Regions from separate parts of the Homo sapiens genome. Here region 1 is linked to region 2. A link is an interaction called in ENCODE POLR2A ChIA-PET data of the cell type or tissue named here. Cell type or tissue: A673. All regions are shown on one strand. Each heading gives the region's core, and the rest is flanking DNA. Links, peaks and the distances in the headings are about the cores only. Region 1 holds the start of LOC107984673 (a long non-coding RNA gene). Region 2 overlaps CCDC88C (coiled-coil domain containing 88C).

Region 1 (4,383 bases), core at 225-4,224, 100 kb after region 2:
GGACCAAGAACAATGATTTCACGAAGAAATGGGAAGAATTATTTTTCTCCTTCTAAGTGAAACTGAATCTCGCAGCTTGATATTTTACCAGGAAGGAAGAATAAACGCTGCCGAAAGCCAAGCGTTTAGGCCCACAGGATGCCCCTCATGTGGCTATGAATGGGAGCTGCTAATGCAGAATAAATGAGAGGGAAATCCCAGAAAAGTTAAGATGAACGCCCAGCACAGGCATTCAGGATGAAGGTGACGCTCACGGTTGCCAAGGAGACCAAGATGGTCCAAACAGCAAAGAGAGCCTTCCACACAGCCAAAGCAAAACCACAAAGAATGCCGCTGTTGACCCACACACGCTAACAGTCAAGACTGAAATAGCAGAAGCATGAGTGACGTCGGCTTCGCAGGTGCACCCAGCACACCTCTAGACACCGTCTTCCCTGGTGCCCAAAGCCGGGGCATTTTCTACACCTTTAGGTCTGCTCTGGGGTTCAGATATTCAGAAGACACGTACTGTGTACACCTTGCAGCGAGCAGAGAACTCTCGGCCTGTCTGGGAGGGAGGTAGACAGTGGCAGCACAGCACAGGGAGTACTGCCAAACTGCCCAGACAAGTCTGGGAAGGCTTCCCAGAGGAGACAGCTTCTGAGCTGGGCTGTAGAGAATGCTTAGGAGTCTGACACGTGAGGGACAGAGCCAGGAAATGTATTAACTGCTAAGTGTGGGCAGCAAGTCAACCCTTCGGTTACCCTGAGCATCAAACTGAACTACCAACACTCTCTGCGCTTCCCACGAGGGTGCCCTTCCTCCCACAGCCCCATTACCACCAGATTACCACCTGCCAGACCCTACTCGCCCTCCAAAGCTCAGCTAAAACGCCCCCTCCTCTAGGCAGCCACCTGATGCCGGATGATTTTTTTCTCCCCTGAACTCCTAATGCTTCCTCAGCCCCCTTCTGCGGCACTTTCTACACTGTGCCATGTCAATCAACTCCCCACTCCGAAGTGGCAAAAAGCTGCTAATAGTGACAGTTGGGAAAATTAAATCAGAAAATATTCCTCAAAATATATATTGAGTACACAGTTTTTAAAAACCTCTTTTGTGGAGGAGGTGTCTTCTCTGTCTCTTCCATGTTGACAAGGGAACCAAGATCTGAAAACCTACTGTTCTGCTCTATCACTGCAATGAGGGTGGTTTCTCTGCTAATTCCTGTGCCTTGAAACCTGGAAAATCTGACACCATATTCCTTAAGATTCACAGCCTGTAGCTGTTAACAAAAGTTAAAAACATTTCAGAGGGAAAAAAAGCTTCGAATTTGTTTTAGAATTTTCCATTAGAACTTGTGTAAGTAGAAGATTGAATATAGATTTTTAAAAACATTCCAAAGTGAACTGGTAATGCTGGCTTGAATATACCATGCTTTCCAACTGTAAAATCCCAAATGCAATAGTTTTATGAGCAAACTAAGCAAAAGTAAATTAATTTTAAATTCCTAAACTACAGAAGTGACTTCAGACAGGAAAGGCCCCACACGTATTCCAGTGTTCCCAATGTCTAGTCCAGTGCTCTAGGAGGGGTGTCGAAACCCTGCATCGATTTAACACTTCCAGAAACGGCACGGTGCTGGCTGTGCTTCAGGCAGGTGGGATGCTTTTTGAGGGCCCCCAAGAGAACCCTGTAGTCAGGAGGGATATTCCACAGATCTCCTTTGCAGGTGTTGGAACGTCTACGCTCATGCCACTGATTAACTCTCCACAGGACACATCTCACAACCTCTTCCTGGATTTGGCCAGAAGCAGCCCCTGAATGCACCTCAACAACTTGATGGCCAAAACAAAAACCACCTGACGACCTGGCACTGGCAACCAGCCAACCTCAGGCCCCGTTACCAGAAACACCAGACAGTGAAGAGGTTCCATCTCCTTTCTCCTCCTTCCTCCCTGACATTCATGCGAGGTGGCCAGGACAAGAATTATGAGCATTTCCAGTGGGAGGGAACAGCCGCAGCACAATGTCGCTGATCGTTTGCCAGCAGGGCCTGGAGCAAGACCGGGGTTGGAACCTCAGGCCTGGAGAGCTTCCCTCATAGACACCATCTTCATCACCTCATGCCCAAAGCCAGAGCACTTTCTACAGCACAGGCCCGCCCCAAACCTTCAATAACGACTCACGACACAGCCTGTGGCCCAACCCCAGCCAATCACACCCGCCAGGCTGGAGTGCAATGGCGTGATCTCGGCTCACTGCAACCTCCACATCCTGGGTTCAAGCAATTCTCCCGCCTCAGCTTCCGAAGTAGCTGGGATTACAGGCGCCTGCCGTCATGTCCGGCTAATTTTCGTATTTTTGTAAAGATGGGGTTTCATCATGTTGGCCAGGCTGGTCTTGAACTCCTGACCTCAGGTGATCCACCCACCTCGGCCTCCCAAAGTGCTGGGATCACAGGTGTGACCCACCATGCCCGGCCAATTTTCTTATTTTTTATTCATTATTATTTTTCTTTTTTTTACCTCTGGAACATAGCACATTTTCTAACATAGCCACTGAGAGGAAAACCCAAGCAGTGGTTTGTCCTTGCTGCCTGCACAAAGCCCAGGCCCACATGCTTGTAACTCCATCTGCACAAGAGGCTCTCCTCTCCACCCAGTCCCTCTTCGGGGCGGGGAGTCCTGGCAAAACGAGTGGCAATGAAGTGCTTTTATGTTACGAGGCTGTCATGTAAAGCTGCTGATAGATTCAATCCATCTGTTCCACCTCATTTCGATTAATCCTGGGATCCCTAGGGCCTGAAACCAACTGCAATCTGCACAAGCCCAGGAGCGCCGGCTCCCCTAACAAGGCCACCCGTGTCTCCGTACCCAGGGACCAACTCGGCCCGGCCGAGGCTACCACGTCATCAGAAAACCCCCTCCCACGGAACACTTCCTAACTGCCTGTCCTTGTGGCTGCATTCACAGAAACAAACATAAGTCGGTTCTTTGTTCACAGAAAGGAAAACAAATATTTCCTTTGAGCTGACCCAGGAGGAGGAGAACCGCTGGGAAGGAGCACCTGGAAACTCAAACACCGCAGCATGAGGGCAGAGCCGCTAACTCCTGCCTCTGCCTGTAACCTACTGTGTGGCCTCAGGCAAGTCACAGTCCCTCTCTGAGCCACACCCTCATCTGTACCAGGATCAGGACTCCACAGTCTCTAAAGGACTTCAGTCTCCTTCAGAAGGGGGAAGGGAGGGGCTGGAAAAAGAGACGCTGCTGGCAAGAGAGGCACAGCACATCTTTATGGCGTTAACTCGGCTGCCAGCTCTCACCAGCAGGCAAGTGCCCACGCGTCCAGAAGAACTCAGGGAACCCGGCAGGGAGGGAACCAGAGGATGTTTCAAGTAACCCCAGGAGCTCCTGCCACCTTCCCTTTAGGGCTGGGTGATGCCCTGGATTGCTCTGTGGGCAGACCTGTCTTATCTGATGCCAGGAAGGGCCTGTTCTGAGCCCCTGAGCCAAAGAAGGGGGCGGGGGGCAGCCCCAGAAACACGGGCAGGACACGGCATTCGACTCCTTGGAAGAGAACCTCTGCCCATAAACAGTAGTTCAGGAACCATTTTACAAGAGGAATGCAAGCCGGGTCTCTGCATCGGGCTTTAGGAACGACCTGCTGCAGTGATGCCTCGGCAACCACAGGTGCGGATGGTGGGGGAGGGGAAGGCGGGTCAGTAGGTGGACACATCCGTGCATACAGACCCCAACAGCAGAGGGATGCTGAGAATCTGCATTTTAAAACCAAAAGAGCCATCAAGATTATCCATAGAGTCAGGAAACTGAGGTCCGGAGCAAAAAATGACAGAGGCGTAGCCCCACATTCAGGTCTGGAAACCCAGGTCTCCTTGCACTCCGCCCTAGGGCTCCTTATGCCATACCAAGAAGCTTGTATCCACTCAGCGGTGTCTGCTGAGTGCATGCCATGCCCTGAGGTGTGTGTTTGGGGTGAGGCAGAAGGACTTCAAGGATTAGGCTAAGGATGGAGAGAGCAGGACCCTTTCCCCACAGGACAGCACCTGCAGCAGTTCTGGGCTGCCCTTTCCTCTGTCCCTAAGTCCACCCCTCCTGGCTAAAACGACAGCATCGGTGCTCCAGTGCTTGGAGTTGATATAAGGGCCCTGATTTTATGGCCGTGAGGGATCGTATGACTGTGACTTCATGGTGGTAGAGTACTTTTTTTTTTTAAGCTTCTTGGCAAAGTCAGTATTTTTGCTGATGGATGGAAAAGTCAGTAGTTCTGCTGATGGATAAGCAAGAAAGGGGCAGAGAAAGTGTGGCCAGAGGAAACTACGGTATGCATGCAGGGTGGGCTGGGACAGGCATGACCCCCCCAGCCAGAATGAGTGTAGTGGTCCCA
Region 2 (4,341 bases), core at 1-4,000:
TGAAGCTATGCTCATTTGTCAGTTGCAAGCCTAGGTTGGCTACAAATACACCAGCAAAAAAATCAATGAGCTTTCTGCAAGAATCAATTGGTTGTATGGATTTTACAATAATTGTTATTGTATGTTTTATTATTTATAAATTGTTACTGATGATAAAGAGTCAAACTCTGGCCAGGTGTGGTGGCTGACACCTGCAATCCTGACACTTTGGGAGGCCAAGGTCGAGGGATCACTTGAGGTCAGGAGTTTGAGACCAGCCTGGGCAATGTAGCAAGACCCCGTCTCTACAAAAAATAAAAAATTAGCCAGGTGTGGTGGCATGTGCCTGTAGTCCCAGCTACTCAGGAGGCTGAGGCAGGAGGATCACTTGAGGTTGCAGTGAGCCATAGTCATACTACTGTACTCCAGCCTGAGGGACAGCGTAAGACCCTGTCTCAGAAGGAAAAAAAAGCATATCCAGCTGCAACTTGGGTATTTCCCAGCCACCAGGTCACACACCACACCAACGCAGAGGGTGGGGCCCTGGAACTCAGGAGGGGGCGTGATCCAGGGTGCTCTCTTAGCCACAGGATCCCATGGTACTGCTGAAGGGGGCTGTGGCTTGGGATTGGCTGTGGAGGTGAGCAGGGTCTTAGCGTTGAAAGCAGCTGATGGAGTAACAGGACCACGGGGGAGAGTGAGGGGAAGGCCAGCATCCTCCGGATGTGTATGGGGCAGGTGTTGGGGGTGGGAATACAAAGAGGCCTCGCTTTGGAGGGGGAGGATGGTGAGCTGTGTTGGGCATGTTGAATTTGAGGTGCGTTTGGGACATGCAAGTTGGAAATCCAGATCTGGGGTTTTGGAGGAGAGGTGGGGGCTGGAGATACAAGTTTGGGCCTTCTGGGAATAGGTGGTAATTAAAGTTGTGGGTATGCCTGGGCTTGATGAAGTATGATCAGGGGCTGGGTGTGCCTTGAGGGGAGCCTGTAGAGAGGACCTAGTCTGCAAAGGGCTGGGTATGGGTGTAGAGCACCTTCGACATAAGTAACTCCATCTTAGAAAAAGACTCCATCTTACATTTAATATGGCACTTCGCCAACAGGGACCGCATGTTTTACCTGATCAATAAAGACTCATCCAACCAGATAAGGACATAAACAAACACACTCTCCACTATCAGTCCTCACCAGAAGACTCTGTGACTATAAAAGGAGCAAGACTTCAGCAGCTTGAAACGGCCGTCTCAACTGACACCATCTTGCTGTCACTTGTGATCAGCACCCAGCATCTCCCACCGAAGGCTCTGCCCACATCAGTGACTCTACTATTTACAACAGCCAAGATGCGGAAGCAACCAAAGTGTCCATCAACAAATGAATGAAGAAAATATTGCATATATACACAACGGAGAACTACTCAGCTGTAAAAAAGAATGAGATGCTGTCATCTGCAACATGGATGGAACTGGAGCTCATTATGTTAAGTGAAATAAGCCAGGCACAGAGAGAGAAACTTCACCTGTCGTTACTTATTTGAGGGAGCTAACAATGAAAACAACTAAACTCATGGAGGTTGAGAGTAGAAGGATGGTTACCAGAGGCTGGGCAGGGTAATGGGGTGGGAGGGGAGTGAGGATGGTTAATGGGAACAAACATATAGTTAGATACAATAAGACCTAGTATTTGATAGCACAAGAGGATGACTACAGTCAAAAATAACTTATTGTACATGTAAAAATAAGTAAAAGAGGCCGGGCGTGGTGGCTCACGCCTGTAATCCTAGCACTTTGGGAGGCCGAGGTGGGCAGATCACCTGAAGTCAGGAGTTTGAGACCATCCTGGCCAACATGGTGAAACCCCGTCTCTACTAAAAATACAAAAATTAGCCGGGCGTGGTGGTGGGCACCTGTAATCCCAGCTACTCAGGAGGCTGAGGCAGGAGAATCGCTTGAACCCAGGAGGCAGAGGATGCAGTGAGCTGAGACTGTGCCATTGCACTCCAGCCTGGGCAACAAAAGTGAAACTCTGTCTCAAAAAAAAAAAAAGAAAGAAAGAAAGAAACGAAACAGCGTCAATAAAAGTCTGACCTTGTGGAAAGACACACGTGTGTGGACCTGGTTATGCCTGACCTCGCGCTGCTCACAAGTGTGGCCAATGTGGAGGGGAGTGTTCTAAATAGGAAGGTCCCTGAGTCAGGGCACCTCCTGAGAAGTGACGAGGGCTGAGAAGTTGCCTCTGGATTAGCGACCTTGACAGGAGCTCTCCCGCAGGACCAGTGGGACCAAAAGCCGGCTGGAGTGGATGGAAGAGTAGGGGGAGAGCCTGAGGCAGCGGGACCAGTCGGCGGGAGGGTGTGAACTAGGGCAGAGACAGCTGGCAGAGGGGAGCGGCCCAGATTCCCACCCCACCCTCAGGTCCAGGATGTGACGTGTGATATGTGGGATGTGAGGAAAGGAGGGGTCCAGCTCGAATCTCAGGCTCCTGAGGCTGCAGAGATGGTCCTGGGAACAGGGGAGCTGGGTTGATGAGGGCAGCAGTCCTGGCCTGAAGGTCAGGAGACGCTGGGCTGGAGGTCACCTCCACAAGCGCTCCCTTTGTAGGGAGGGTGGGGTCAGGCCTGCAGGGGGAATGCACGACAGGAGAGTGGTGGAGGCAGAATCCAGGGCTCTGCCCGCAGCCCTGATGTCCCCGGGAGGGATGAATGAAGGGACGAAGGAGCAGGCAGCACAGAGCTGTCCCAGAGGGACAAAGAAGCGTGCAGCAGAGGCTAAGGGTGCCAAGAAGTGCCTGGCCAGCTGTCAAGTATTGCAAAGGCCACACAGGATGAAGACTGCGGGTGGCCACCGCTCAGTCTGGCTCAAAACAGCATGGATGGCAGTTTCTGTGGAGTGGCCAGATACAAGGACAGATTGCAGAGCCTCGGGGAGAACGGGCAAGGAGGTGAGAGGAGAGAGCCAAAAAATAGGCTTGGTGAGAAGGAAGGAGACACTGAGGCAGCAGCTGGACAGAAAAACATCAGAAGAACCTTGGTCAGGCATGGCCATTTTCATGCCTCCTCCTTCCCTCTCTTCCTCCTCTCCACCATGCATCCGATTTCAGTATCTTCGGCCCCTAAGGTCCAAATTCCAGATCCAGCATTTACTGGTTGAGTAGCCTTGGGAAAATCATAAGGAGCCCCTTCAGGCTGAGCTCCTGTCACGACATGAGATGAACGCCATAGCAAAATGGGGTTCTTCAATTATTTTTGAGATGGGGTCTTGCTGTGTCGCCCAGGCTGGAGTGCAGAGGCACAAGTCCTGGTTCACTGAAGCCTCGACTGCTGGGGCTCAAGTGATCCTCCCGCCTCAGCCTCCATAGTGGCTGGGACTACAGGTGCAAACCACCATACCCCGCTATTTTATTTTTTGTTTGAGACAGGGCCTCACTCTGTCTCCCAGGCTAGAGTGCAGTGGCACCATCACTGCTCACTGCAGCCTCAACATCCCTGGGCTTAAGGGATCCTCTGTCTTCAGCCTCCCGAGTAGCTGGGACTGCAGGTATACACCACCACGCCTGGCTAATTTTTCTATCTTTTGTAGACAATGTCTTGCTATGTTGCCCAGACTGGTCTCCAGCCCATTGCATGCCCCCTGTGGTGGTGGTGACCCATTAGAAAAACAAATAAAATAGGATTCAATTGATGCCAACTTAAACACACCTGAGGAGGGGTGGAAAGCTGTCACCGTACAGGAAATCTTTGTCCTTCACATCTGTCTCTGGTTGCACGTGTAACAGCTTCCCCCACCTAGTGGCAAGGAAAGTGGTGGATTCCAACTGTGGAGGAAGGGTCGCCGGCATGCAGAGGGAGGGGTGCAGGGGGAGGGGTGCAGAGGGAGGGGCACAGAGGGAGGGGTGGAGGGGCGCAGAGGGAGGGGCGCAGAGGGAGGGGTGGAGGGGCGCAGAGGGAGGGGCACAGAGGGAGCGGTGCAGAGGGAGGGGTGCAGAGGGAGGGGCGCAGAGGGGGGGTGGAGGGGCGCAGGGGGGTGGAGGGGCGCAGGGGGGTGGAGGGGCGCAGGGGTAGGGGTGCAGAGGGAGGGGCACAGGGAGGGGCGCAGAGGGAGGGGTGGAGGGGCGCAGAGGGAGGGGTGCAGGGGCACAGAGGAAGGGGAGCAGAGGGAGGGGTGCATAAGGAGGGGCGCAGGGAGCCCCAAGTCCCCAGGGGCCCACCCGATGCTAACAATGTGCAGTGAGGAAAGCCAGAACGCACTTCGGTTCCATTCCATTTTATTACAGTCCTGTCCTTGAGTTCCAGAATGAATGGCTATTTAATACACAACCCCAAACACTCCTAAAATGGATCTTGTTAACATTCAAAAGTCTCCCA

Evidence for each region. ChIA-PET counts read pairs that join two places held together with the same protein. Peaks named below come from ENCODE experiments on the same cell type or tissue, not always from the same donor. Only the 100,000 strongest peaks of a DNase experiment are listed, where the experiment ranks them.
Region 1: POLR2A ChIA-PET joins it to region 2 with 5 read pairs; 4 of 35 experiments call an interaction of 5 or more read pairs at or near these places.

The regions. Positions count from the first base shown.
Region 1 is chr14:91,367,045-91,371,427 of GRCh38, forward strand. All of the region lies in intron 3 of CCDC88C (coiled-coil domain containing 88C), which reads right to left. LOC107984673 (a long non-coding RNA gene) reads left to right here and starts at 2,495. Exons shown (of 2, transcript XR_001750858.2): 1 at 2,495-3,668. RefSeq lists an enhancer at 432-511. In A673, for the core only: no CTCF peak of the experiment used is centred there; DNase peaks (open chromatin) are centred at 2,687 and 3,247; H3K27ac peaks cover 614 bases.
Region 2 is chr14:91,267,099-91,271,439 of GRCh38, forward strand. CCDC88C (coiled-coil domain containing 88C) reads right to left here. Exons shown (of 30, transcript NM_001080414.4): 30 at 4,225-4,341. It also overlaps a transcript of GPR68 not described here. Among named protein-coding and RNA genes, the nearest start is that of GPR68, 25 kb to the left of the region's middle. RefSeq lists cis regulatory regions at 425-1,454, 2,332-2,610 and an enhancer at 1,007-1,301. In A673, for the core only: no CTCF peak of the experiment used is centred there; no DNase peak of the experiment used is centred there.